2 separate regions of the Homo sapiens genome follow, and region 2 is linked to region 1. A link is a loop called in an ENCODE intact Hi-C map of the cell type or tissue named here. Cell type or tissue: spleen. All regions are shown on one strand. Each heading gives the region's core, and the rest is flanking DNA. Links, peaks and the distances in the headings are about the cores only.

What was found. A loop is a pair of places that touch in the nucleus more often than their neighbours do. Peaks named below come from ENCODE experiments on the same cell type or tissue, not always from the same donor. Only the 100,000 strongest peaks of a DNase experiment are listed, where the experiment ranks them.
Region 2: it touches region 1 in a loop (2.4-fold over the local background); 6 of 110 quality-filtered maps call a loop at or near these places.

The regions. Positions count from the first base shown.
Region 1 is chr10:26,837,828-26,853,762 of GRCh38, forward strand. The region is part of intron 1 of ABI1 (abl interactor 1); the gene reads right to left. Among named protein-coding and RNA genes, the nearest start is that of ABI1, 15 kb to the right of the region's middle. In spleen, for the core only: no CTCF peak of the experiment used is centred there; no DNase peak of the experiment used is centred there; H3K27ac peaks cover 357 bases.
Region 2 is chr10:26,745,028-26,760,962 of GRCh38, forward strand. ABI1 (abl interactor 1) reads right to left here. Exons shown (of 11, transcript NM_001012750.3): 8 at 14,035-14,211; 9 at 10,628-10,714; 10 at 6,571-6,756; 11 at 1,569-3,718. The coding sequence ends at 3,543. It overlaps PDSS1 (decaprenyl diphosphate synthase subunit 1), which reads left to right. Exons shown (of 12, transcript NM_014317.5): 12 at 1,306-1,771. The coding sequence ends at 1,446. Among named protein-coding and RNA genes, the nearest start is that of PDSS1, 55 kb to the left of the region's middle. RefSeq lists enhancers at 10,511-10,630, 10,721-10,780. In spleen, for the core only: no CTCF peak of the experiment used is centred there; no DNase peak of the experiment used is centred there; H3K4me3 peaks cover 637 bases; H3K27ac peaks cover 247 bases.

The DNA of each region.
Region 1 (15,935 bases), core at 2,337-10,336:
TGGTCTCAAATTCCAGGCCTCAAGTGATCCACCTGCCTTGGCCTCCCAAAGTGCTGAGATTAGAGGCATGAGCCACCACACCCAGCTTAGTTTTCAAAGCATTTTCACATAGTAACCTAAGCAGGTATCTTGGTTTCACAGATGAAGGCACTAATGAAAGCTCACTGATACTGATCTTTACACAACTCTTAATCTTATTACTTTTTTTTTTTTTGAGAGAGAGTCTTGCTCTGTCACCCAGGCTAGAGTACAGTAGCACAATCTCAGCTCACTGCAACCTCCATCTCCTGCGTTCAAGCGATTCTAATGCCTCAGCCTCCTGAGTAGCTAGGATTACAGGTGACCGCCACCACACCCAGCTAATTTTTGTATTTTTAGTAGAGACAGGGTTTCACCATCTTGGCCAAGCTGGTCTGGAACTCCTGACCTCGTGATCCACCCACCTCAGCCTCCCGAAGTGCTGGGATTACAGGCATGAGCCACCGCACCCGGCCAACTCTTAATCTTTCACATGCACCTGAGGTATGGGAACTTCATTTTACCTAATGTTCTAAACATCAGAATCAGTTTAGGGAAAGGGAAGAGGAAGGAGCAGAGGACAGGGTTCCAAGCAGAATGAAATGAACAGTATCTGTTTAAAGGTGAGTAAGCCTACGACAGTAGACCCAATGGGGGAATATACCACAAGGCTCCAGAAATACTATAGGCCCTTGAGAGCATTTTAGGGAATGTGGATTTCATTGTAAGTCTAGTGGGGAAACACTAAAGAATTTTTAGGAAGAAAAAATATGACTAGTTTCAGGCTTTAGAAACATCACTTCAGCTGCAGTTTTATAAACTAGATTGTGGAAATCAGAGGCCACAAAAAAGGAGACAAGGATTCTGTTGCAATATGTATTCTGTGACACATAAACAAGAAAGACATCTTTAAGTGAAATATCCCACTTAGCCTAGCAAACAATGAGGAAAAAGAAATTTGTAGTGGTTAAATAACTTGCCCAAGATAACACTGCTAGGAAGAATAGAACCGCTACGTCTCCCAAAGACCACGGTCTGCCACTATGCCACACTGCCTCCATTTATAATTCTAAAAATGAACAAAGTATAATTCTAATGTGGCCTCTATGATGAACCACTCCAAGTCATCATTAACTACTCTGCATACCGCATGAATTTTAATTCACTGGGAGGGTAAAGAGCGGAGACTGAGAAAGTAAATGTTCTCAGGATAACTGAGCATGTTTTTGATCTATGAAACAATTGATGTTCTACACATAGGGTTCTATAAATGGAAGAAACAAAAATTAAACATTTAACACGTTTCTAGGTTATCCTTCACTGAAGTGACAAAACCACATCTTTAATTCATGCCCAAATAAATTTAACTAGCCAGGTATGGTGGCTGACACCTGTAATCCCAGCACTTTGGGAAGCTGAGGAAAGTGGATTGCTTGAGCTAAGGAGTTCGAGACTAGCCTGGAGAACATGGCAAAACCTCATCTCTACAAAAATATAAAAATTAGCCAGGCATGGTGGCATGAGCCTATAGTCCTAGCTACTGGGGAGGCTGAGGTGGGAGGACTGCTTGAGCCCAGGAGGTTGAGGCTGCAGTGAGCCGAGATCATGCCACTGCACTCCAGCCTGGGCGACAGAGCAGGACCCTGTCTCAAAAACAAAAATAAGGGGAAAAAAAGGTAACTTTACTAGGAAATTACTTAAGCAGTATAATGCATCTTTTAACAAACTACTAGGTAGGGTGGTAGTTAACACTGTCACAATCAGCACCACCCTTAACTGACTTGAGAAAAAGAAGTACTTCTGTTTAAAAAAAAAAAAAAACATGCCAGGCTTGGTGGCTCACACCTGTAATCCCAATGCGTTGGGAGGTCAAGGTAGGAGGATTACCTGAGGCCAGGAGTTTGAGAGCAGACACAGCAACACAGCAAAACCATGTCTCTACAGAAAAAATAAAAATAAATAAATCTTTAAAGTTTGCACTTTAAAGATGGTAAAGATGGCAAAAATGGTAGCACGTGCCTGTAGTCCCAACAACTTGGAAGGCTAAGGCAAGGGAACTGCTGGAACCCAGGACTTTGGGACCACAGTGAGCTATGATCACACGACTGCACTCCAGCCGGGGTGACATAGAGAGATCCTGTATCAAAAAAAACAAAAACAAAAACAAAAAAAACAAATTCAAGATTCTATGAATACTAGCAAAAGTACCTTGTCCTTCCATCGATTGTATTTCCTCACTGCTGTAGTTTAGATGTTTGTCCCCTCAAACCTCATGTTGAAATATGATCCCCAATGCTGGAGGTGGATCCTAATGGGAGGTGTCTGGGTTATGGGGGAGGATCCCTCATGAATGGCTTGGGGTCCTCAGGTAAATTCTTGCTCTACTACTTCCAAAGGGCTGGTTGTTTAAAAGGGTCTAGCACCTCCCCACCTTGCTTCTTGCCAAGTGATCTCTGCAAATGTCAGCTCCCTTCCCTTCAGCTACAAGTAGAAGCAACTTGAAGCACTCATCAGAAGCAGATGTTGGCACCATGCTTCTTATACGGTCTGCAGAACCACAAGTCAAATAAATTACCCAGCCTGAAGTATTCCTTTGTAGCAACACAAACAGACTAAGACACTCACTTAAACCAGCTTACAACACAGTTTCACAGAATAGTCTTAGCTATCTCCAGCCTAGTGATTCATTAATCACATTTTCCAAATCAAAAATCAGGACCAGTATGACACTACCTGACAAATTACGTGTATCCTAATTTCTTAATCTATTCTGGAAGAGTATAAAACTTACAAAACTGTAAGTATCAATTAATCTCTACTGTAATCAATTGAATTTTCTATGCTACTGCTATTCCAAAAAATCTGAGATGTGAACAAAGGGATATTCTGTTCACACAGAAACAAGAGACAAAAAATAATAATTTATTAATAAATTATCACATCAGATCCCAGGCAAATAGGTAATTTAATCACTTAGAAATCTAAACACCAATTAACAGGATACAAAAGCATTTTTAAAAAGGCATTCACCTCAGTATATGGGCCACACCAATACAGTTTTGGTCCATCATCAACCACTACCATTAGATTCTAGCATAGTAATTAAAATTCAGGCTGTATAACAAAGATCAAGAAACTATGTCCCTGCTCAGGCCAAATACTTCTCCCCATTTTTGCAAATAACATTTTACTAAAACATAGCCACATCCATTCCTTACATATCATCTATGGTTTTCTTACTACAATAGCAGAGTTGAGTAATTGTGTCAGACCATATGGCATGCAAAGCCTAAAATATTTACTATCTGGCCCTTTACAGGAAACACCTGCCCACTCTTGCTCTAGAAAAGTGATTCTCAACTCTAGGTGGACATCAGCACTACCTGGTGAGCTTTTATTCTTTTTATATCAACCATATATTTTATTTCATTTTTTAAATAAATTTTATTGTATATATTTAAAGCATACAACATGATGTTATGGGATTCATATAGAAAGCAAAATGGTTACTGCAGTGAAGCAAATTAACATATATATCAACCCACATAGTTACCTTTTTTTTTTTTTTTTGGTTTGTTTTTGTGGCAAGGACAGCTAAAAATCTATTCATTTAGCAGGAATTCCAAATATAGTACAATTTTATTAGCTACAGTCCTCTTATTAGCTACATGTTACACATTAGATCTCTAGGCTCTTTCATCCTACATACTTGCTATTTTCTTACCCCTCACCTACATTTCCCATTCCCCACCCACTTGCTCCTGGTAACCCACTCTTTTATTCACTCTGTATATTTGACTCTTTTTTTTTATTTTTTTTAAGATTCCACATATGAGATCATGCAATATTTGTCTTCCTGTGTCTGGCTTATTTCACTCAGCATACTGCCTCCAGGTCATCCATGTTGTGGCAAATGGCAGTATCTGCATTTTAAGGCTGAATAATATTCCATTATATATGCATATCACATGTTCTTTATCCATTCATCTATCAGTGGACATTCAGGTTGTTTCCACAGCTTGGCTAATGTAAATAACACTGCAATGAACATGGGAGTGCAGATATCTTTATAAGGTGATCTCACTTCCTTTAGGTATATGCCCGATAAGGAATTGCTGGGTCATATAGTACTTCTATTTTTCATTTCTTTAGCAACCTCCATACTATTTTCCATCATGGCTGTACCAATCCACACTCCCACCAACAGTGTACAAGGGGTCCATTTTCTCCACACCCTCGCCAACATTTGTTATCACTTCACTTTTTTATGACAGCCACCCTAAGGGGTGTGAGGTGACGCCCACAGTGGTTTTGATCTGCATTTCTGCATGGCTAATGCTGTTGAGTACCTTTTCATATACCTGTCAGCCATCCTTATGTCTTCTTTGAAAAAACATCTGTTCAAGTCTTTTGCCCATTTTCTAATCAGATTATTTTTCTATTATTGAATTATATGAGTTCTTCATGAATTTTAGATATTAATCCCTTATCAGATAAATGGTTTGCAAATATGTTTTCCCAGACCATAGGTTGTTACATTTTGTTGATTGTTTCCTTTGTTTTGAAGAAGCTTTTCAGTTTGACGTCATTCCATTTATTTATTTTTGCTTTTATGGCCTAAGCTTTTAGTGTGGAATCCAAAAAGAAAATTCTAGCTGGACACCAGCACTATCTGGTGAGCTTTTTAAAAAATTCCAGAGCCTGAGACCCAATCTAACCCTCTCCCCCTAAAAAGATGCCAATTTCATTGGTCTGGGGAGAGGCCATTAGCTATTGATATACCAGTACAAAAATGTGTACAATTAAACAAGAAAATTCAAAATACAAAAATCAGGGTTTTACCATATAATATAAAAGATAAAGGCAAGACATTAATATACAGACCACAGAGTACTACATAATAAATTAGAGCCACAAGAGGCTAGGCGCAGTGGCTCACGCCTGTAATCCCAGCACTTTAGGAGGCCGAGGAGGGTGGATCACAAGGTCAGGAGATCAAACCATCCTGGCCAACATGGTGAAACCTCACCTCTACTAAAAATATAAAAATTAGCCGGGCATGGTGGTGTGCACCTATAGTCCCAGCTACTCGGGAAGCTGAGGCAGGAGAACTGCTTGAACCCGGGAGGAGGAGGCTGCAGTGAACCAAGATCTAGCCACTGCACTCCAGCCTGGGCGACAGAGCAAGACTCCATCTTAAAAAGTAAATAAATAAATAATAAATTAGAGCCACAAGTTTGGCTCTGGCTTTTGCATGAATCCACAAAGATAAAGGAAAAAAGATTATATGATTTATAGTATCCATAGGTCAAAATATCTTGGTGGGGTCCAGCATGGTGGCTTACACCTGTAATCCCAGCACTCTGGAAGGATGAGGTGGGCAGATCACCTGAGGTCAGGAGTTCAAGACCAGCCTGGCCAACACAGTGAAACCCTGTCTCCACTAAAAAATACAAAATTAGCCGGGGTGTGGTGGCATGCACCTGTAGTCCCAGATACTTGGGAGGCTGAGGCAGGAGAATCGCTTGAACCTTGGAGGCGGAGGTTGTAGTGAGCTGAGATCATGCCACCACACTCCAGCCTTTATGACATAGCAAGACTCCGTCTCAAAAAAAAAAAAAAAAAAAAAAAAAAAAAAAAATATATATATATATATATATATATATATATGTAGAAGCAAAGCTTTTCCTAAAACTTCCATGTGACTATAAAAGGAATGTATTGCAATTCTCCTCAGTGATGTAAATATTAATATATCACACATTCTTCCCACCTTGCAGCACCGTACCTCCTCACCCAAAAAGCAAAAATGAGAGTGGCAGGATTTTCATAGAGATAGTACCATGCTGCCTTTCTTCTTCTTCTTTGTGGTAGTGGGGCAAGGTAGGAGAGGTAGGATGGGTGGAAGAAATACCCAATTGAGTTGAAAAAAAAAATAGCTCTATATACCACAAGACATTAATAAACACTAACAATAAAGCCACTCATACAAGCAGTCCCCAAGTTATGACAATTAGCTCATACAAAAGTGATTGATTCAGACCTATAACTCATTTATCTTATATTTAACCACTCATCCAGTGGTTTCTGTTGATTATGCCAAACGTGTCTAGACAAATGAACAGAATATGTCAGGACATAGCAAAAGCACAATTTCATCTTACCAGTGTTAAATTTAAAACACGGTTTCTATTTTCAAATCTGGGAAACACTGATCCGATCTTCTACAGTTTAGTGACAGCAGTTCAAGTATGTTTTTGACTAAGACTTCATCTCCTCCACCTTCCCTGGCACTTGACACTACTCACAGCTCTCCCAAACATGCCTTGCTATCTTTCTGTTCCTACTACCTATATATATCCCTTGCCTCCCAATCCCCCTTCCCCTCAACTCTTTAAATTAATGACTCGGCTAAACTCATTCTTTAGGAGAAACTTTGCCTGAGAACCCCCAAACACTACTGTTCCTTAGAATTCTCTCTAAAAGTTCCTTTCAAAAAGAGATCATTTTCAACCCACGTCATATGTATTTGAAATTTATAAAGACTACACATATAAAAATACCAACAATCTGTAATGCAGAAGGTTATGATAGAACATCAAAATTAACATCAAAAGACATGCACCTCATGCCACAACAGTATATAGCCAGAGAAACTGGAATCCCTTTCCTCTCCTCTTCCCTCTTCCCTTCCCTGTTCTGCCCACGCAGCCAGCTAGCAGTCAAGCTTTATTCCTATTCTCCAACCCACTGCTCTGCCAATCAATTCAATTGTGGAGGAGTAAAAGCTGGAAAGTGTCAGAAACCAACTGTGTACTAACAGCTGAAAAAGAGGGGGTCTATAGATTCACTTCTGTGACTGCAAATTACCTTCTGTAGGCGCATTAGCTTTATGCTAGGGGAAAATAGATACCGGTTAAATAAGCCTTCTTTGGGTTCTCCTTTTCCCGCAGCCACCCATATCTCCTTCACCAAGGCTTGCTGATTCTTATCTTCCTTTTCAATCTTACTACAGCTATCTCAATTCATGAAATACTCTTTACAGTGAGACAAATGTGACAGTCCTCTAACTGGTCACTGTCCATCCAGTCTCTCCCTTCTCCAATCCATCCCGTACCAATGTAAGATGAATCTTCCCAAAGCACATCCTTTGTACAAAAACTGGAAAGGCAGAAAACAAGCATACAGTTTGAGGGGAGAGGATAATAGCAGTATGGGGAGAAGAAGAAGAGACATTTTAGGTTTGACTTTTAATACAACTGTATTGACCCTTTTATAGGAACATATTACCTAAATGCTTTAAAAAAAAAAAAAGCTGCTTGACATATTCTCTTTCCATAAGCAAACTTCTGACTGCCCAAACTAAAATCAAAACCCTTTCAAAAATAACAATTATTTTTCTTCCATACAGAACATTTCCTCATTTAACTATACATACTATAGACCAATTTTCTTTTTCTTAGATTTAAGGCTTTTCAGTGATTTCTACATAGCTTATAAATAATATAGACACAAAGCAGGGCATGATGGCTCACACCTATAATCGCAGCACTTTGGGAGGCTGAGGCGGGCGGATCACCTGAGGTCAGGAGTTCGAGACCAGCCTGACCAATATGATGAAACCCCATCTCTACTAAAGCTACAAATACTAGCTGGGTATGGTGGCATGTGCCTGTAATCCCAGCTACTTGGGAGGCTGAGACAGGAAAATCACTTGAACCCGGGAGGTGGAGGTTGCAGTGAACCAAGATCGTGCCATTGCACTCCATCCTGGACAACAAGAGCGAAACTCTGTCTCAAAAATAATAATAATAATATAGACATCATACCACCACATCATAATACCTAACAGACAGTCTTCCATAGAGTAGGCAATTAACTATTTGTTGAATGAATCTTTCTCTATTTCAGTTCAACAAATCCCAATAGCCTCAAATACTCCTCTTTTTAGAAAAGAAAAATAATAGTCACAGTCTACCATGATGAGTTCAGGCACTGAAGATTTTAGAAAAAATGGACAAGCACAGTGGCTCATGCCTGTAATCCCAGCACTTTGGGAGGCCGAGGCAGGCAGAGCACCTGAGGTCAGGAGTTCAATACCAGCCTGGCCAACATGGTGAAACCCCGTCTCTACAAAAAAATACAAAAAGTAGCCAGGCACGGTGGTGGGTACCTGTAATCCCAGCTACTGAGGCTGAGGCAGAGAGACTTGCTTGAACCTGGGAGGTAGAGGTTGCAGTGAGCTGAGATCACACCACTGCACTCCAGTCTGGGCGACAGAGTGAGACTCCGTCTCAAAAAAAAAAAAAAGATTTTAGAAAAACCATCACCAATTGCTACCATCACCTCTAGACTAGCCACCCTCCAATCTGTTCTGAACTCCTTCCAATCTGTAGTCAATCCTCCTTCCAATCTGTTCTCCACTCTAAACAAGAGTAAACTTCATAAAAAGTAAAAATTATATCATCCCATTGCTGAAAACTTTCTTTCTCTTTTCTTTTTTTTTTTTTTTCTTGAGGCAGAGTCTCACTCTGTTGCCCAGGCTGGAGTGCAGTGGCGTGCTCTCAGCTCGCTGCAACCTCCGCCTCCCAGGTTCAAGTGATTCTCCTGCCTCAGCCTCCTGAGTGGCTGGGACTACAGGCAAGCACCACCATGTCTGGCTAATGTTTGTATTTTTAGTAGAGACGGGGTTTCACCATGTTGGCCAGACTGGTCTCAAATTCCTGACCTCAAGCGATGGGCCCACCTTGGCCTCCCAAAGTGCTGGGATTACAGGCAGGAGCCACTGCGCCCAGCCTTGCTTAAAACTTTCAATGCCTTCTCATCAGCCTCAGACAAAAAAAAAGATCAAAATCCTTATCTGGTACCTACCTACCTCTTCACAGATGACTCTGTTTACTCTGAAGTACACAAGTGTGTAACTTGTTCAAAATCACTCTGCCTTCACTCTTACCTTTGAGCCTGTACACATGCTGCTCTCCCCTCCACAGAGACACTGTTTTCCCTTCCCCCAAATGTTCTCGGTTAACATATATTCACCCTTCAGATCTCAACTCCAACATTACTTCTATGACACACCAAGCTAGGTGGCAGCACCTGATGTATACTTTCATGTCACATGTACCTTCCCTAGATGTAATTTATTATAGTTTGAGTTATTTGATTAATGGAGGAGGCCAACTATAAAATCACTTGAGGGTAGAAACTGTATCTGATTGACAAAACAGTCTGACACATAATACGTGTAAAAAGTCGCAGAATAACTGAGTATGTGACAAACTAATATACTCTGTCATACTAAGAAGCACAATACATATAATTATAAATATATTTCATTTTACTGTGCATTCCTTTTGGAACTCCTGTGGTTCCAACTTGGGAGCCTATACAATTTTGCCAGTTTTCTTTGGGATCTTTATGGTATTATCTGATTATTCTAAAAGAATAAGAGTTATCACCAGTTTGTCTTCCCACTATTCAAAGCAAACTCTGAGGACCAGGCATGGTGGCTCACGCCGGTAATCTTAACTCTTTGGGAGGTCAAGGTAGGCAGATCCCCTGACCCCAGGAGTTCAAGACCAGCCTGGAAAACATGGTGAAACCCTGTCCTTAACAAAAAAATAACAAAAATTAGCCAAGCGTGATGGTGCACACCTGTAGTCCCAGCTACTTGGGAGGTGAGGTGGGAGGATTGCTTGAGCCCAGGAGGTTGAGGCTGCAGTGAGCTGAGATCGCACCACTGTACTACAGCCTGAGCAACAGAGAGAGACCCTGTCTTTAAAAAAAACAAGCAAAATTTGATTATTATTAATTTTAAGGGAAGATGGAACTGAAAAAAAATAGGCTTCTCAAACCTTTTAAAAGAGATATTATTTAACAGAGGAAAAGATAAATGCAAAGCCTTTTTTCATGGAAAACATAAAATGTATATAATAAAAGGGGGAAAATGCCAGAGAAACAACTAAAACAAAAAGTGTACCCTCTGTTTTTTGTCCTTTTCTCCCACTTCAGTTGGGTTATTCTTATTTTTTAAGATGTTGGGCCAGACCTGGTGGCTCACACCTGGGAGGCTCACATGTTGGGAGGCCGAGTCAGGAGGATTGCTACGTTGGGAGGCCGAGTCAGGAGGATTGCTTGAGCTCAGGAGTTCAAGACCAGACTGGACCACATGCCAAAACCCTGTCTCTATAAAAAATACCCAAAAAATTAGCTGGGCACGGTGGCACACCTGTAATTCCAGCTATTTGGGAGGCTGAGGTGGGAGGATGACCTGAGCCCAGGATTTCAAGGCTGTAGTGAACAGTAATCGTGCCACTGCACTCCAGAACCTGGGCAACAGAGCGAGACCCTGTCTCAAAAAAAAAAAAAAAAAAAAAAGAAGAAGAAGAAGAAGAAGATGTAAATATATTAGTACCAAAGTGATACATGCCATGGATAATAACAAGAGATTTCTTCACATCTAATTTGGAACATACTCAAATTAGAAATGAATGATTGTTATATCATTTTAAAATTAAAAATATTATTTCTCACTACTTCCTAAAAATCATTTAATTTTAAAACCGCCTATGAATCAAATAAATTCATATCAACAAATTACTAAATTTTTGGTATGAAATTTGAAGATAACAGATTTATGAAACTTTTAGCAGCAAATCAGTTTCAAAATCAGTACTAGTGAAAGGTGAATTGTACAGAGCAGTAAGACCCAAATATTAAGAACCAAAATAATTAGCACAGTATGCAATATAAGAAGAGGCTTTTTTTTTTTTTTTTTTTTTGAGACAGAGTCTCGCTCTATCACCCAGGCTGGAGTGCAATGGTACCATCTCAGCTCACTGCAACCTCTGCCTCCCAGGTTCCAGTGATTCTCCTGCCTCAGTCTCCCAAGTAGCTGGGATTACAGGCATGTGCCACCACGCCCAGCTAATTTTTGTATTTTTAGTAGAGACGGGATTTCACCATGTTGGCCAGGCTGGTCTCGAACTCCTGACCTCAGGTGACCCACTCACCTTGGCCTCCCAAAGTGCTGGGATTACAGGCATGAGCCACCACGCCCGGCCAAGACTTTCTCCATAAGAAACTTTACATTTTTTATTTTAATGGCAACTACATTAGTCAGGGATGCTCAATATACATAGTAGTATACAATGATATTTAAAATTCAGACTCCCATTAGCACAAAAGGAAGGTATTAAGTCTACTGAACCAATCATCTATCCCAAATGTTGTCTAGTGTGTTCTGCAGACCCCTGAGGATTCCTAAGACCTTTACAGGGGGTCCACGAGGTCTAAATTATTTTTATAATACTACTAATGTTATTTGCTTTCTTTCCTGAGTTGACATTTGAATTGAAGGTACAAAAACAAAGGTAAATAAAATTACAATAGCCTCTTAGAGGTAATCAAGGCAATGTCACAGACGATACTAGTACTCATTGTGTTCTTTACTGCCAACCATCCACAGAAAAAAAAAGAAAAAGGTTTAAAAAAGCCGGTTTCACTTTAAAATGTTCTTGATGAAGCAGGAAAATTTATTAATTCTATTAAATCTTGACCCTTGAGAAAATGTCTTTTAATATTGTATACGACAAAATGGAAGTACACATACAGTACTTCTGCTACATACTAAGTATGATGGCTCCTGTTAGGAAAAAGCACTTGTGCAGTTTATTTGCAAGCTGAATAAGCCAATTGTTCATGGAACACCATTATTACTTCAAAAACAACTGATAGGTAAACTAAGATTATTTAGACTTGAGCATTTGGCAGACATTTTCCTAAAAATGAATAAAGTAAGCCTAATACTTCAAGGAAAATAACTGGTAATATTTGTTGCCAATAATAAAATTCAAGCTTTCAAGCAAAAACTGGGATCTTGGAAAACTTGAATCCATCAATGTGAACTTGCAAGCTTTGCAATACTTGAAAATTCTTCTAGTGAGATCTGTGTTAATATTAGTGATTGCAATTTTTTCACATTGTATAATGAAATGTGTCAACATTCAGAAGGTCTGCATAACTCAGTGAAAAATATTTTCCAAATGGCCTATGCAATGTATTTTAAAGTAATGGAGTATAAAATATTTATTGATATAGTTTCAGAGTCCACACTGTAACTAACCTTTAAGAAACTACCATCTACCAAGTTTTGTTGTTGTATCAAAGAAAATCATCCACAATTATGTGCACAGCCTATTACAATAGTCCCCCTTTTTCCACTACACAACTGTGTGAGGACAGATTTCCTTCATATACTTCAACCAAAACAAAATGAACAGATTAACTGCAGAAGCAGATATAAGAATTTTGTTGCCATTTATTTTTCACTGAGATGCAATAATGTAAAATAATGTTACTCTTGCCCTAAACATTTTTGTTTTGGAAAACTAAGGTTACATTTTTCATAAAACATTATTTATGTTAATAATAAACACATTAGATATCCCTTTAAATGAATGTTTTAAACTGCTCAGTTTTAGTTTTAGTACAGTAAATGCTAACAGATAGAACCCGCCTAAAAAACGTTCTCGGCCAGGTGTGGTGGCTCACGCCTGTAATCCCAGCACTTTGGGAGGCCAAGGCAGGCAGATCACGAGGTCAGCAGTTCAAGACCAGCCTGGCCAACACGGTGAAACCCTGTCCTTACTAAAAATACAAAAATTAGCCAGGTGTGGTGGCACATGCCTGTAGTCCCAACTACTCAAGAGGCTAAGGCAGGAGAATTGCCTGAACCTGGGAGGCAGAGGTTGCAGTGAGCCAAGACCGCGCTATTGCACTCCAGCCTGGGCAACAGAGTGAGACTCCGTCTCAAAAAAAAAAAAAAAAAGAAAAGAAAAGAATGATGCCCAGGTTTTCAGTGAGTGGGTGGTTGGTAGTGATAGGTTTAGAGGAAGGTGTTGAGTTCAGTTGCTAGCATCTTATGTCTGAGGCACCTGTGATTCAAACAAGCGGAGGGGTCAAGTAGGTTATTAGATATATGAATCTAAACCTCAACAGAAGAAAGATCTAATCTAGAGATTTAGATGGGAATAAATAAAACAGCTTGAGGTGAGATGTGTAGAAAAGAGCCCAAATGAAGCCACTTTAATACTTAATAGTAACAGAGAATAATGGGCCAGAGAGTAATAGGAAAAGCATGAAAGAAAGGTCTATCAGAGAAGCCAAAGGATTAACTTCTCAAAAAAAGTAGGAAAAACCAACCATGCAAAATGATGCAGAGAAAAAAAGCACATGAGAACTAAAATGGGAAAGAATTTTGCAACATGGAGGTTATTAGCATTCAGAGAGCAGTGGAAATAGAACAGGTTAAAGAGTGAATGAAAAGTGGGAGATGGAGGAAAATGCTTGGTTTTTTGTTTTTATTTTAAAAGACAGGGTTTCACTGTTGCCCAGGCTGGAGTGCAGTGGCGCAACCATAGCTCACTGCAGCCTCAAACTCCTGGGCTCAAGTGATCCTCCCACCTCAGTCTGCCAAGTAGCTGGGACTACAGACTAAGCTAATTTTTTTTTTTTTTTTTTTTTTTTTTGAGACAGGGTCTTGCTTTGTTACCCAAGCTGATCTCAAACTCCTGGGCTCAAGCAATCCTCCCACCTCAACCTCCCAAGTAACTGGGATTACAGACTTGAGCCACTGCAGCTAGCTGACAATAGTGTAATAAAACTAGTTAATCCATAAAGGAGAGATAGGTCAGTTACTAGATGAGTATATGAAGTCAAAAGAGTTTTCAAGTACGACAGAGATCTGAAATGTTTCAATTGTGAAAGCACAAATTCAGTAAAGAGAGGAGGTATAAACTTATCAGGAGCATAAGGTTTACAAAAAGGCAGGACAGGATATGACCCACAGTTAGGACTTTAGCTAGGAGGAAGAATGTCTCTCTTCCATTATAAAAAGGAGTAGAATAGGGTGAGCGAGGATAGCAGGTTTGGAGATGCAGTGGTAAGAAATTATAGGTCTTATATGATGAAGTCTATTTTCTCTATGAACCAAAAGACAAGAAAGGAAAGGGTCAGATTTCAAAAAGGGAGAAAAAAATTAAAATAGTTTGTGGTAAGTGGAAGAACAAACTGGCGAGGTTATCTAGTGGGATTGCCTAACTATGTTGAGGGCGCACTTTTGAGTAATAATCAATTTTAAAATGACACCCATGAGCTGAGCATGGTGGGAGGGGCTTGGGGGGAAAGTCTGTAGACCCAGCTACTCAGGAGGCTGAGATGGGAGGATCGCTTGACCCCAGAATTACGAGGACAGCTGGGGAACATAGGAGACCCCAACCCTCATAAAAATTAAAAATAAAATGGCACCCATGTACTCTTTTCTCTATATTGCCTTATTAAAATAAGAATCTGGGCCGAGCACGGTGGCTCACGCCTGTAATCCCAACATTTTGGGAGGCCGAGATGGGTGGATCACCTGAGGTTGGGAGTTCGAGACCAGCCTGACCAACATGGAGAAACCCTGTCTCTACTAAAAATACAAAATTAGCCAGGCGTGGTGGCGCATCCCTGTAATCCCAGCTACTCAGGATGCCGAGGCAGGAGAATTGATTGAACCCAGGAGGCAGAAGTTGAGGTGAGCAGAGATTGTGCCATTATACTCTAGCCTGGGCAACAAGAACGAAACTCTGTCTCAAAAAAATAAAATAAAATAAGCATCTGTTGTTACAACTCTTAAGTTGCTAATATTTGACGTAGTAGGAAACATCTTTTTCTATATGATATAATATATACATTTCTGATGTTTAAGTGGAGGGCATTAATTTCCCATGGGTTCTGAAAAAGTGCCACACTTGCCTTTCCATAGAAGGAAAAATAAAATGTACCAAATACAATTTTGTCAAAGAATGTAGAAATTATTAATAAAAATTAATGATAAAGCATTCAGGAAATGAGTGAATTAAAGGTAAATTGAAGTTTTTCAAAAATGTGTTTTTGCTGGTCGGGCATGGTGGCTCACGCCTGTAATCCCAACACTTCGGGAGGCCAAGGCAGGAGGATCACTTGAGTCCAGGAGTTCAGGACAAACCTGGGCAACACGGCAAAATCCCATCTCTACAAAAATTACAAAAAATTAGCTGGGTGTGGTCCCTCATTAACAGATTTTCTTCATAAACACGGGTTCACTACCAACTATGTCTGAGAAAGTTTTATTTTGTAGATGGAGAAAATTAGTAGATCCAAAGTTAAAAGTACTTATTTGGATTGACACACAGTAGTCAAATCTCAAGTCTCCATTCTAAGGGATGGATATTTACTGTTAAAATGACCACGTCAACTATTTCCTTTAAAAACAAAATCGATGGCGTGAACCCGGGAGGCGGAGCTTGCAGTGAGCCGAGATCACACCACTGCACTCCGGCCTGGGTGACAGAGCGAGACTCCATCTCAAAAAAAAAAAAAAAAAAAATCCAGTAATTGCTACTTTCCTATTGTCTTATTTCTCAACAATGCCCTTTTTTTTTTTTAAAAAAAATCCCTTTTTTCTAACATGATGTCTTAGTAAATATTAAGATCTACAAAGTTTGTAGTTCTGGGGTTTGACTATTATTTCTTCTACAATCAAACCATAATTTCAATAAATATTACAATCAACACAAGATGATATTAGGAAAAATATACAACCTCCCAATCAAAACTTTGTAAATGCTTCAAAATTAGCATTAACTATCAATTTTACCTTACTTTTTTTTTTTTTTTTTTTTGAGACGGAGTCTCGCTCTGTCACCCAGGCTGCCAGGCTGGAGTTCAGTGGCACAATCTCAGCTCACTGCAAGCTCCGCCTCCGGGTTCACGCCATTCAGCCGCCTCAGCCTCCCAGGTAGCTGGGACTACAGATGCCCGCCACCACACCCAGCTAACTTTGTTTCTGTATTTTTAGTAGAGACGGGGTTTCACCATGTTAGCCAGGATGGTCT
Region 2 (15,935 bases), core at 5,196-13,195, 90 kb before region 1:
GTAGTGCACGCCTATAATCCTAGCTACTTAGGAGGCTGAGGCACGAGAATCCCTTGAGCCTGGGAGGCAGAGGTTGCAGTGAGCCAAGATCACGCCACTGCATTCCAGCCTGGGCGACAGAGCAAGATTCCATCTCAAAAAAAATTTAAAAAAAATAAATAAATGTCAGAGGGATCATGAGCCATGGAGAAGGAAATAGAATTATAGTATATGACTTGATTCTGCAATAAATATTTTTACATCATAGAAATGATACTTTATTAGTATTTGGCTTTTAGAAAGAACCAATATTTTAAAACATGGTTATAGAATAGGATGTAAATATCTATAGTCTAACAAACAGTATAGTTAAAGGAAAGGACAAGAGCTCATAGAAGATAAAATCTGAAGTTGATGCTACCTAACAGAAGTAATCAACAAAACAACTAAAGACAGCAGTGTGATGATGAGGCGGCACATTGTGGGTGGGCTAAACCCTCATCTTAACAAAAAGGTAACAGGTAATAACTAAAATTGGTAATCAAGAAATAAAAACTAGGCTGGGCACGGTGGCTCACACCTGTAATCCCAGCACTTTGGGAGGCCAAGGCAGGCAGATCACTTGAGGCCAGGAGTTCGAGACCAGCCTGGCCAACATGACAAAACCCCATCTCTACTAAAAATACAAAAATTAGCCGGGCATGGTGGCACGCGCCTGTAGTCCCAGCTACTTGGGAGGCTGAGGCAGGACAATCGCTTGAGCCCGGGAGGTGAAGGTTGCAGTGAGCCAAGATCATGTCATGCACTCTAGCTTGGGTGACAGAGTGAGACCCTGTCTCAAAAAAAAAGAAAAAAGAAAAAAAAAACTATTGGATAAAGTGAGTGCCTTTGGAAGAAAGGAAGCTGATTTTCATCATAAACCCTCTGTACTTTCATTTTGTTATGTCTTTATTCTTTATTTTTTAAGTAAGTTTTACTTGTGTTTTTTTTACATTTAAAAATGTTGTATAAAGATACTTTGTACATAGAACTTCTGAGAAATTCTAATAAGTAAAAATTAGGGGAAAACGAATGACTATGTAATATTGATGAGCTAGTTGCTTTGCATGCTAATAGAATAAAAATTTGCTTCAATATGAGAAAAAGGCCTAAAGGAAGTTAGCACTATGAGTCGGGAAAAGAACATTAGAGATGTAGTTTGACTGTTAACTGTAATCCTCAGCTCATCTGATCTCAAAACTATGTGTTCATTTATTATAGCAGGAAGTTAAAACGCTGATTCAGTCAGTGACAGGCATCTGTTCTGTTTTGTTCTGTATCTTATAGAGTGATGGTGTGCAACAAACAACCTACCTCGCCCAGCAGTACTGCCATGAAGCAATAAGAGAGATCAGTAAACTTCGACCATCCCCAGAAAGAGATGCCCTCATTCAGCTTTCAGAAATTGTACTCACAAGAGATAAATGACAACTCTTTCTGTTCTTTCTGGCAGCTATCTTACCAGACTGTGCCTAAAGAATTTTGTGGAATACACTTTGTTTGCTTCATGTGCAGATAACCAAAAATCATTTTAAAAGATATCAAACTTATTGATGGGCAATTTATTTTTTTTTATTGCAAAAGTTTTTTCAGAAAACTTTTTAAATGTAATTAATAAACCACCTGAATCTGTCATTCTAGTCCTATAAATTATAATCAAGGTATCTTGATGGTTATATGTGGTATTGTTTACACTGTTAATATCCACATGTAAGGCCATTACACAAATAAATAACCAATGTTAAAATTCAAATGGTTTGTCTTGATTTACCGTAGGAGTAAAGGTCAGAAAAATGTGAAGTCTGCATTGAAGTCCACATGAGTTATATTTTAACAGTATCCAAAATTTCATATAGGAGAATGGTTTATTATAAAAGACTGTACATAAAATTTAGACAACAGGTTATATACAAATTAAGAGAACAATCCACTTGAAAAATGGAAAGTAGAAGGTAGCTAGCTGATCACTAATGATACTTTGTTTGTTTAAAATTAACAAAGGCAAAATGCATATGAAATAGTCACATTGATTTGGTAGCAATAATGGTCTTTAATTTTCAGAAATAACTGTTTTGCACTAGTCTTACCATTCACTATGCTGTTATAAGTCTGTAGCATCCAGTACATAACTGTAATTTGAATTCCAAACAAATCCTCAATAACACAGAAACCCACACTTGAGTGCTCTACTTTAATATCCTAAGCAATAGAGAATTATACACAAGACAAGAAGAGAAAACATCCCTCAGCCCTCCCTTCAATTAAGAGGAGACACACAAAGTGCATGTGTTGCATTTTGATTATGTCAAAAGACAATCCAAGTCTGTTGGTTAGGTAAATCTCTGTTCACTGATTAATACATGACCCACCTTCTTTCCCAATTATTTTATTTTAAAATTCTAATGTTGCTAGTGCCAGGTAATGGATTAAAGAGTGCCTACTCACAAATCAACTGTATCCACTTTTACAATATGTAAAAGGTACTTTTAACTTCCTTTCATTGAACCAGTGTACAACAGTTCACTGTACAACTGAAGGACTGACATGGCAATCCTTAAGAATTTTACCTACAGAATGAATGCACACAATTTGACACATTTTCTTAGTTTCAAAAGATTATTTAAAAAAGGAATTCAGTAGATTGACTTGTAAATAACCATTGCAGATTTTGAATCTGCAAAAATCCGTCACATTGCTGTTGGGACAGATTAAGATAAGGCTAAAATTTTTTTCCAAGTTAACATATTGAGAAAATAGAATCATAATTCTGCAATAAATCATTATCTTTTATTTTTTTTAAAGCAAATCAGTGAAGGAAAGGACAAAAACCTTTGGTTCACTTATGTATTTATGAATGGAAAAAGTTTATAATGCAAATTTCACTCATTAAAAAACTTAGGTACAAATTACAACATTACAGATAATTCTCTTTTTGCTTGTTTCACATGGAGACCTTGGAGACTCAATTCACGTTAAGACACCTAAGTACGAGTCCTCCAGGTAAATATTACACAAATGGGAAGCATCTTGAATTTTTAAGTATATTTCAATACATAAATTTTTATGCATGCTTTAAACAAACAGTATTTTTTTTAAATGAGAGAATCTAACAAAAAAAGTCTGACCAGCACCAGCATTTAAATTTTCTGATTTTAATATTAGTCTGACATAGCGTTAGTAACCATGCTGCACTGAAACATGTAATGGTACAATCTGAATCATGATTCGTTAAATATTATACCCCACTTCCCCCAGAATATTTAGGCTGGTCATAAAGTTAAAAATGTGTAAGTAAGTACATAAGCATAATCAGTTATGGACAGCTTCTTGTATAAATTGCTATTCAGCAATACATAAACTGCCTCAAAGATTTATGCTTACAGGTAGACATTCAATTTACCAATAAAACAGCATGTTCTGAAAATATGGGCACATTTTAAAACATATTAAGACAGTTCTGTTAACCATAATAGTCCCACAGTATGACTGAGTAATAAGAATCTACTTCAAAAGAAAAAAAAAAATTAATCAGTATAGTGCATGATTGATTCAACATAGTTCCCAGGGAACAGACCAGTCACTCGATTGCAGACTCCTTCATACCAGCCATCATCATTCTTCTTTATAACATAAATGATTGCACCCTCCATAAATGACAGCTCATCATCCTTGTCTTTTGTATAATCATATATTGCAACAACTATGGAAAAAACAGTTGAAATATCACATGAGTGCACTATATCCAAAATTTACTTGAATTTTAAGACAAAGACAATTAAATATATAGCACAGCAAAACTATTTTTATGAAGATTTCTTAATTTTTGTATCTATCAATATAAGTAGGTCAGTGGCCAACCATGTACTTAAATCATTGGCTTAATCTTAGAGCCAAATGACAATCTGATTAGACTGAATACATCAATAGGTTCTGTCAATCACTTTAAGAAAGCTCTCTGAATTTTAGAATTTATTAGATGTTTCAATTCATTCAAATACCAAGTGCCTATCATATGCAAAGCACCGGCTTTTCAAAATAATTATCAGGCAAAGAAAGCTGCATAGCCATTCAGTAAACCAGGTAACAATCCAAGCTATCTAATTTGAAAAAACACAGTTACTGGAAGGTAAATCACATCCTACTCATTCAAGGACCCATGCTAATTTAAGGGACTGTCCCCAGATTTTTTTTTAAAGAATATTTACTTACTTTAAAGGATTTTAATTAATACTTAGAGAACTTTGCAATTCTGTGGTGTCTGTAATTTTTTCAGTTCAAGATACAGGTTGAGTAACCCTTATCTGAAATGCCTGGGATCAGAACTGCTTTGGATTTGGGATTTTCAGATTTTGGAATTTTACATATGCGTAATGAGACATCTTGGAGATGGGACCCAAGTCTAAACACAAAACTCATTTTTGTTTCACATACACCTTATACACATAGTCTGAAGGTAATTTTATTTTTCCCTTGGGAACACTGAATAAACTGTGTCATGTGCCTGCATTTTGATTGTGACCCATCACGTGAGGTCAGGTGTGGAATTTTCCACTTGCGGCATCATGTTGGAACTCATTTTGGATTTTGGAGCATTTTGAATTTGGGACTTTCAGATAGGGATGCTTAGCCTATATTCACTTCCTTTGCAAACTGCTATGGAAAGAGAAAGTAATCCAAAATGTATAAAATGGCCCATGGACAAATCCAAACCACGCAATTTTTGTAAATAAAGGTTTATTGCAATATGGCCACATCTACTTACTCATGTATTGTCTATGTCTGCTTTTACGCTACAATAGCAGGACTGAGTAGTTGTGACAGAGACTGTATAGCCAGCAAAGTTTAAAATATTTACTATCTGGCTTTATACCAAACAAAGTGTGCTCACCCCTAGTTCTTGGGAATATACTTTTTAATCCTCCTCTACTATCAAATATATTACCCAATATATCATTCCAAATTTGTCAACTTATATAAATATGGTCCCATTTTCACAGTTAATTGGCTTCACCAAGTAAGAAAATATGGGTAAAAACACAATTCAAGGTCACTCAAGTTTATCATCCTCGTAAGTAACAACAGCTCTCTATTTGAAGGTATATGGGAATCTCAAGTAGAATATTCAAGACTTTCTTAACAATATGTAAATTACTTACTGTTTAAAAATATAAGGCCACGCTCGGCTCATGCCGGTAATCCCAGCACAGGGAGGCTGAGATGGGCGGATCACTTGAGGTCAGGAGTTCAAGACCAGCCTGGCCAACATGGCAAAACCCCATCTCTACTAAAAATACAAAAGTTAGCTGGGCGTGGTGGCGGGCACCTGTAATCCCAGCTACTTAAGAGGCTGAGGCAGGAGAATTGCTGGAACCTGGGAGGCGGAAGTTGCAGTGAGCCGAGATTGCACCACTGCACTCCAGCCTGGGAGACAGAGCAAGACTCCATCTCAAAAAATAAAAAAATATAAAAGGAAAACAAATTTACTTTTGCCACATATCCAAAACTTGGGCAGGAAAGAATGCTGCTGGTCTCAAGAGCTACATCTACTAGCTTAAAGTCCGTTAACCCAGTAAAGTCAATAGAAGGAAATATATTTCAAAGGCAACCAAAAGTGTTCAACTAAATCACAAGCATTTTTCAGAACTCTATAGAAATACAGATTTTATTTTTAATTGATTCCCACTTCTGCAAAAAGAAATACAGATTTTAAAATAGCACAGAACTGGATGAAAAAATAAAAACTAGAAACAGGATTTGTTTCTTCCCCACCTATATTTCTTAATAGATAATTATAGTGAATATCGGGTACTATAGGTAAATTAGACTTTAGAGTAGTTCATAATTTCATGAAATACAATCCTGATAATTTCTCTTGTGTTTTATAAAATCACCTAATTGAAACCTTAATTGAGGCTTTTCTCATGATAGTACTAATATATTTTTAAAGACCGATGCTCCTCCACTTACATACAATGGGGTTATGTCCCAATAAACCCACTGTTTAGTGGAAAATATTGTAAATTGAAAGTACATTTTCAACTTGTATTTTTTTTACTTATAACAGGTTTATCCAGACAAAGCTCCATCATAAGTTGAGAAGCATACTGAATGCATATCATTTTTGTACCATCATAAAGTTGAAAAGATCCTAAAGTGAACCATCATAAATCAGGGACCGTCCATATTTAGATATGAAAGGTAATCAATAGAGCTTGACAGAACTTTTAAAATCTTTACTAATTACATATAACTCCATTTTTGTGCCTTAGCTGTTTCATCTATAAAATGCCGTCCAGCAAGTTAATCTTCAGCTGAACGCATATGTAGTTTGAAAGCAAATCTAACACTGCAACTTTTATTTAAAATACAAAGAAAGAATCCCCCTGTACACTGGGAATAATACAAAACTTAGGAAGTAAGGTTTAAGTAAATCATCTTGGTTGGTAAGGCAGTTTAAAAGGCTGAGAAACATTGGATTAGATGTTCTTTATAGTTCTAAATTTCTACAATTAGGTTATTTTCCTTCACATCAACTCAATGACTGTACCTTACCTTTCTCAATATAATTCTTGGGGGCCCAAGCAGGATCCCCATCTGCATATGGATCATTATACTGAACTACTGCAGCCTCCTCATCTTCATAATCCACTGGTGGTGGTGGTGGGGGAGGTGGAGAGTCATCAAACATGGGAATGTCATCTGGTGGAGGTGGTGGCGGTGGAGTTGGACTATCAGCAACTAAAAAGATTCATATGATTGATTTGAATCAAAAATAAGTCTAGATGGAAACTTATAAGTTAACAGAATTTAAGAAAGCTCTAACTTAAGTACAGCATGCACTATAATAAAACATGCAATGATTAGAAATAAAAGCTTGGTGTGTTAAAGTTTATGCTACTCAAGAATCATTTAAAAATAACAAAATGAGCTAAAAATAAGGGTATCTGGAAGTACTACAAATTAATGAATGCAGGGTGTTAGGAGACAATGTCTCTTTTTATAAGGATTATAGGAGTAGTTTCCTTATTCCAAGGTTCAGATCGGGACAAATGTTAACAATCTAAAATAAATCTATGTCACTTTTGTCATTTGGACTGCAGTAATGATATGAGTAACATTACGTTAATGGTTTGATCACTCTTCACTCTGCTCATTCATGCCCCTGATTTTGGCTTGAAACAGCTTTGGTTCCCTAAAAATTCAGTCTCCTGTGGACAGATTTTTGTTTCTTTGTTGATTATTGTTTGTTTTGATGAAGAGAAAAGTAAAGTTGGTAGTATTAGGTCTGCTTCTGTGTGCAGATTTTCTACTCTGTTATTTACATTTTACAAGTTGAAAAAATGGAAAAAGAATCCCCAACCAGTAGAAAATCTAATTGAGTATTTTTAAAAAGGTTTATATTCATAATTAGTTTTTTAATGTAGAAAGCAAGCTAAAATTTTGCATTATTGCTAGTAAAACATAAGCACGGGATGAGGGAAAGCCTAGATCCTAAAGATTCGATTTTCTAAGAATACATCAACAATTAAGATTTAAACATAAAGTGTTGAAGATGTAATTAAAAAAAACAAACAAAAAGGAACTTACAGTAAACAAAACAATAAAAATGACTCATACCTCAAACTCTAGATGGTCGTGGTCAGTATATATGTGTGTGCTTTACACAGTCAAAGGTGTAAACAGGGAAATGGGAAAATGTCAGGCTAGAGCTCTGTTCAATGAACTAGTATAATATCAGGTAAAAATGCTCCTAAAATTTAAAGAATTCAAAGCTGGAACCCAATTAATGCTTAACTTAAATTTCTGATCAATAAATTTCTTTAAAAGTTCAAAAGACATATGAAAATGTTTTCATACAAATTGATACAGGAATTACATAATTCCTGCAGGGGAGAAGTTCATAATACAAACATACTAAATCAAATGCCAATTTCTGGGGCTATTTACGTGATCAAAGAAATCAGCCATAATCTATCTGTCATATAGGTTTAAACGTTTAGTCTACCCTCCTTGGAATAATGTGCTGAATATACAACCAAGGGCTCCAGGTTTAAAATATTTGCAGATAATGACCCTATTTCCATAACCACTTCAATGCTGTGATTTCTATTTTATCCTCTCGAGGGATGAAAGGGCTATTAGAAAACAAACCCTATATGGTAATGCTCACTATAACACCTATCAAACGGGTCTACAATTAATTTTTCTGCCTCATTCCTAGATCCATTTTATCTTTGCCCATAACTTCCTCTATAAAACTTTTTAATATTATTGAGGAGAGGAAAATGGGTACAGACCCCTCCTGACATCAAACAGCCATAGTTCATATCCTTAATTTGGCTTAATGTGTAAATTATGTATGTTGGTACCTTGCATTTACTCTTGATTTATCACATTAGTTTAATGTTTTCACGAAATTGTCTTTATGTCCAACTGCTGTAAATCTACATGTCTTATCTTCAAATTATGGCGAAGGAAGTCTTGGTTAATCTAATTCTCTGCATAATCATAAAGAGATGTAAACACACTGCTGACTTTTTTAGAGGCTCATATCTTAAACTGAAATACTTATTAATAGGCTGCTACATGCATTCATTATCACCCACTTTGAGTGTCATAAGAAACTGGGTATTTAAGAGAACACATAAAATTTGTACTTCATAAAACGTTTAAAGTACTGATACATATTTTAACACCAATCCTCCTAACACACTTTCAAAGAAAACAGAAACCAAATAAAGTTAGGGAATCTGTGGCACAAGGAGAATCACTGACTGACCCAAGTTCATATGTTTGGTAAAAAGAACTAATATAGTACCAAGAGCCTCTTTAGCAAAGACCACACATGCCTAGAATAATGTACACTAATACTGGATTTCTATATAAAGAAAAGATTTACCAAATAGCTAGTCAGTCACTTTGGACCCACAAAACTGATGTTCATTATGGCTATTTTAAATTATTTCCTAATAATTCTTACTGATATGGCAGTTCAAAAGTTTACACTGGCCTTGTTTTTAAACTCTGCAGCATTAATGACCAGCAGTTTACCCTTACTCATTTATTTTTAAAAATAAGATTCACATCTATCTATCCATCCATCCATGCATTTATTTATTTTTGCACTCTATTTATTTTTGCACGTCTAGGCTGGAGTGCAGTAGTGTGATCATGGCTCACTGCAGCCTTGACGTCCTGGACTCAAATGATGCCCCAGCCTCAGCCTACCTGGTAGCTGGAACTACAGGCACATGCCACTACACCTGGCTAATTTTTTATTTTTTTGTACAGACAGTCTTGCCATGTTGCCCAGGCTGATTATTCATATCTTTTTAAATGTTTGCACACATTAGGGTTTTCAAACACATATTAACAGTAAGGATGGCTTACACTCAGAAATTTCAACATTACAAAACAACATTTTATAACAAGCCAATTGGATCACACATTTCCTGAAGGAAGGGGCTTTTGTCTTAAACTGCTGGTATTCTTCCCGGAGTCTGGCACGTAACATCGGGTACACAAATATTTGACTGGCAGGAGGGAGGGAATGGGGAGAATAACACAACAGGGTCAGCAAAAGCTGAAGAATGGAATTTGCCACAATATATTTTCTTGGAGGATAGGCTGGGCAAGTGGGTTATTCATTTGTTCAAACCATCCTGAGATTTATTTTCATGGTGATGGTCCAAATGAAGTAAATTAAAAATAGACCACATTACCATCAACAGCTTTTCTAGCATATTATAATTCAGTAATAGTGGTATTTTTCACTTTATATAAGATTCACTGTGATCATGCAGTTAGGATTACACATCTTCTGGAATTTCAAAAGTAATCAGGCAGTAATATAAACTAGTCTATCCTGATTAAAGCCATATATCCAAAATAACTTCTCCCCCCCCACAAAAAAAAATCCCTGAACTTCATTCGAGAGAAGATCTAAAAAAGTTAACTGATTTTCATATTCAGGAACAATCTTCGTGGGCCTGGATGTAGCCAAAATGTGAAAAGGATGCTAAATTGCTTATCACTCACACTGAAATGGATAGCATGAATGTAATTTACTTATTCCTGGTCATTCAATCTTATCCTAACAATGAACCTTTACGTAGGTTCAATATCATGTATGTACAAAAATCTGAGGCTACAAAGCTTTCCCTAAAATTTTGAAATTAAGGGGGGAAAATCTGCCCCAATTTCATATTAAATTTAATCTTACAGTATATCTACCTATCTCTTGATAAATTTATTAGAATTAAAAATGTCTTCTAATTCTAGTAACTGTTAGAAGCTAAAAGTTTCCATATAATTTGAATTTTTGTGTTTGATTATTCTTTCCTTAAGAATATGTAAAGATCAGATCTCCTGTTTTAGGATCATGTAAAGACATAAGAAAATTGCAGCTTTGAAATTTATATGGGTCAGTAACCATGCACACAAAGAGAAAAAACTGAAGACCGTGCTCTTCAGTTTCAGTAACATGTCTGCACCTATTTTCAAGATTAGCTTCTCAATAAAAGTAAGGAAAACGATGACTCATCGTCAGCCATGCATGCTATAAGGAGACAGCCTCTACTCTTCCATAGCTCAGTTTTTCCAAACTTACTGTTTTCCTGCACCCTGGCCACGAAGCCTGTGAGAGGTATCTGTGGAGTCAACTGAGGCATAGGGGGAGGGGGTGGAGCAATAGAAACTGGTAGCAACAACACAGTATGGGGGAAGTAAAACAGATAAAGGAAAGAAAAGGAAACAAACAAAAAGCAGAAGTCAGTTACAAGGACCACAAACATAAGTATGCAAAGAACAGTTTGCAAATGAAACAAAACAAAACAAAAAACAAAACAAAAACCTGCAGAACCTTGGAGTACATTTCCCACAAGCAAACCTAAAGGCCAAGTTGTGCTTAGCCAATTAATTAATTTTATAAAAGAACAAATATACTTAATTCAATCCTAATGTTACATTGTTTGGGGAGGATTTAAATTTACCATCACATTCACTTTAGTAAAATAAAATTTTCAAATTCTAAGGAAAGACTTCTAAAATAGGTAACAATGAAATACCTACATAGGTTTCCAGAATATTGTGTCTTTGCCATAGCTATAACAGGTTTGTCTAGCTTTAAGGTAATGTTGTAAATTAGGACCCAAATAAATAAAACAAATATATAATAGCTATTTATTTCATATATCAATAAAAATATTAATCACAGGTTTCCTTTAAAGACAGTTCTTATTATATATCTAAATTCACACACAGCTCTCCAGGAAAAACTCTTGTTTGTAAAACAAGGTTGTTATTTTTTTAAGTTGGCAATTTTATGTTTAAAAATATCAGTCCTAAATTTACAAGGGAATATATCATGTTAATCAGTCAGAGTTTCATGGGATATCTCAAAAGTGACCTTTTCATCACTGTTCTGAAAAAGGAAACCTGATCTCCAATAAGTTAAAATACGTAGTTCTTTGCATTAAAGTAATTTTTAACAACTCATTGGATAGCTTGAAACACATTCATATGCATTTGTGGAGATGACATAATTGACAGGAAATTAATACCAAATACTCATGTATTAAAAATTATAACATACACTAGAAGTAAACATTCATATGTTTGTGACTTTGTCTCACTTTAACAAGACAGTAATTGCCAAAGATTGCTTAGAAAAAGTCAGTAGGACTAGATAGCAAAATTTAGTCTATCGGTAGTCACCAAGTAGTAACACTAAATTGATAGAGAAAAACAATTTATTGGTTACCAAGGATTAATCAAAAGGTTGTTTCAATTAATCCAACATGCAAATTCTGTTGGTAAGCATAAAAATTTGAAAGAAGTTCAGTGTTCAAAGAAGTAACAAAGCAATTATGTGCATTAATATTCATTGTATAGCTAAAGATAACATTCAATTCACTATGAAAGCAATCCTATTTCATTCTAATACTCTATAGAAGGCTCCTAAATAAAAGGTTAGAGGTTTTGACTTAAAAAACAAAAAACTCTCACAAACCTAAAAAAGTGTTTAGAAACAACTCTTAGTAACTAGCCATGCTGGTTAGTATGTAATGAAAAAGAAAAGCTATGCTGTGAAGATACTAATCATTACTACATTTAGACAGAAGGGAAAATGTGCACATCAAAACACTAAAAACATTCACGTACTACTACTACTACTACTACAACACCAACAGTAACTCAGATTGAAGGATAATTAATTTGACAAAACATAATAATTTATTTAAAATCTGAGGCCAAATTTGCTTTCCAATATTCAAAAGAATGTGGTCATTAATTAAAGTATACGGTTTGAAAATAATCCACACAAGCATTGCTAAAATAAAACTATAAAACTATGTATTATATAAAAAAGTCACAAAAATCCTATTTGCAGAGTAAATTAAATGTCTAAGTGGGGAAAAGAAAAATAATACACAAAAAGATGGGATCTAAAAATTCAGAATATGAAAAAAATAAAGTTGATGAAACAAGTGAAGTGAATTATTAGATAATCTGGAATATTTAGACAGACACTGGCTACCTTTTGATACCAAATGTTAGGTAAAATCCTATTTAGTGAAGTTTAACACTTCTCAGTAGCTTTAATATTTTAGTCTGGAAAAAAAGCTATATAAATTTTGGGATTATTTGTGAATTTTGATATTTCTGATAAAGTGGTTTTCAATTCTTAGGAATTTTTGCTATAACATAATTTATGTTTAAAATTTAAACAAAAAACTAATGAGAACTTTCAGTGGCTCACGCCTGTAATCCCACCACTTTGGGAGGCTGAGGTGGGTGGATCACCTGAGATCAGGAGTTCGAGACCAGCCTGGCCAACATGGTGAAATGCTGTCCCTTCTAAAAATACAAAAATTGGCTAGGTGTAGTGGCAGGCGCCTGTAATCCCAGCTACTCAGGTGGCTGAGGCAGGAGAATCGCTTGATCCTGGGAGGGTGAGGTTGCAGTGGACCGAGATCGCGCCACTGCACTCCAGCCTGGGCGACAAGAGTGAAACTCTGTCTCAAAAAAAAAAAAAAAAAAAAAAAAAACTTTCCCCTAGCTCTGCTTTAAAATACATATACAGGTCATTCATTATAAATAAAAAGAACTTAAAGCAACCTCCTATGTAAATATGGAGAATTCACTGAGTATTAAGTGTTTTTATATAAACAAAAATAACATGTGGCTCTAGAAAGAGCCACAAAAGCCATGTAGGAAAGCTTGTCTCATTCTATGCCCAGTGGGCACAACTTTTTAAGCTAAAAGCAAACAGTGGACAACAGGTTCATTTCTAATTTTGTTTTTTTTCCTTTTTGCATTGAACATCTTAATATGGAAAGTGATATTAATGACTACCCTACACTATTCTAACTTCCTAACATTATATGCTAAAACTATTTTCTTTTCTTACCAGCTTTTAAACACTGACTGCAATTAGTGTTGAGATGTGCAATTTGAGGTAAACAGAAAGAAATCAAAAGAAATTCCCACCATTAGAATTATTCAAAGACAGAGTAATTAAGCAGGCATCACAAACAGTTTTAATCGGTTTTGAACTCATTTCTGAACACGTTAATGACCTTAAAAGTGATAGCCAGCAATTTCATTATATTAATTTGAAGGAAAACTTTGACAATGTTTGTGTCTTTAATTTTACCATTACTACGCTGTCTCAAACATGCCAATAAATTCAGTTTATTTCTGCAATGTTTTTGTTCTCTAGTTCTACTTATGTAATAAAATCGCATATTAAAGTTAAATTTTGGTATACTCAATATAGACACGTCTCGATAAATTTAGTTAAGTATACTTGGTAAGTCTAAATTTTGGAAGAGAAAGTGGTAAACAATTACTCTTAAAATGGTATGATTCAAGGACTAATATCCTAAAACAAAAATAAACATGAAACATCATGGTTTTCAATTGTTGTCTATCACTGGCAAGAATAACAGTTTCAAATAATTTCCTTCAAAAGGAGCTCCACTGTTGCTGTATGCCTGCAAAGCACAAGCTTACTTGAATTTTGAGAATAAAGTGGACCTCCATTAACATGAGGCTGAGCAGAAAATTGAGCAGTCACAGAGGGAGTTCGTCTGTATCCACCAGAAGATGTCGAAGAAGTAGTAGAGTTGTGTCGAGATATCTGCCTGGTCATTGTGCCATACTGGGAACCAGGAGCTGAGCCCGGGGCTGCTGAAAAGCATTAGTCAAAGGCAACCAACAAAGAGACTTGAGCATTGTAATCACCTTAGATGGCAGAACAAAGCAGGAGGGGGCCTCAGTAAGAAATATTTATTACTTTTTCAAGACCAAGGCACAAAATAAAGAGAAAAGTAAAGATAAAAATCAGTAACTTTATCTCCAAAGTCAAAAACAGAGAGAAAAAAAAACAGCTGCATGGAAAGCTGCAAAAGTAAATAAGTAATATTCTCAAGCTTTTAAAAACCATAATCCCAAATGGTACTTTGCTAATATGATATATAAATTTTTTGTGCATTTTCAAATACATAGCTTTTATATGTAAATTGTCTTTCCAATAAAATAAGTACCAAAAGATGGTGTGAGGTAGGAAGCATCAGTCTTTAGATATAAGTAGATTCATGTCTGAGTTACAAATTTCTTCCTTTCCACTGACAAAACTTTCAGAATTTTGATTTGGCTAGATAGAGTCTTATAATGATAAGTCTCTATCTAGCCAAATCCAAGTTAAACAATAAATTTTTATTTACTAATATTTTTGAGTTTTTATTGAATTAGCAGTTATTAGTATCAATACATATTAAGTAAAATCATTTTTAAGAAATGTGCCATTTCTCGTTTCAAAGCACTTTCATGTAATGTCAGATTTGTTGTAGATCTCCAAAGTTTTAAGATTAACATACATTTTCCCTATTAAATTTTTATAACTGACAGAAGCAGAAAATTTTTTGACTCTATAAAATATGGCATTTTAAGGTAGTTTTGTTTAGCAAATCTATTCTCTTTCTCCATGCCTGGAGGGCTTCTTTTTCATAGTACATCCAAAGAATCTGCTTTTAAAAAAAAAAAAAAAATTAGCATGCTCATATATTTTCATCAGTTAATATCGAAACTGATGAAAATATTAATACTTAACATTGTATTAAGTGTCATCTTTCCCAACATTTCAAAAGTTTCATATTTAAAATGTTAATAGAGTTCAAAGCCTCTAAAGTTAACTATACTTTCCAAAGTTAACTTTGGGATTATTATTATTTTCCTTGCCCCATCTAAACAACAAACAATGACAGAGTAAGTAAAAAGCCAGCGTCCTAGTTTATCTTCATTCAGTTGTCTAATCCTTCTTAGAGGTCACACAAGGTATCAGATAAAACCATACAGCAGAGGTTGTTCATTAAGAGAAGTGCTGATCTAACATTTTGGAACTCCCAAGTCATAGGCAGTCACCAATTATTTGAATCATCCACATGCTCATTTTCTAAATAGAAACAGTTTAAAAATAATTGTCTATTCAAAAGCCTTCGTGAATAAGTAATTTTGGACAGCTAGGTTTTTCCAGAGAGCCAAGAAATAAGCCTTTAAGGGCCAGGTGCAGTGGCTCATGCCTGTAATCCCAGCACTTTGGGAGGCCGAGGCAGGCGGATCACCTGAGGTCAGGAGTTTGAGACCAGCCTGGCCATCATGGCGAAAACCCGTGTCTACTAAAAATACAACAATTAGCTGGGCATGGAGGCATATGCCTGTAATCCCAGCTACTCGGGAGGTTGAGACAGGAGAATCACTTGAACCCGGGAGATGGAGGTTGCGTGAGCCAAGACAGCACCACTGCATTCCAGCCTGAGTGACGGAGAAAGACTCCATCTCAAAAAAAAAAAAAAAAAAAAAAAAAAAAGAGTAAGCCTTTAACTGTTTTTTTTTTAATTTATTTTTTTATTTTG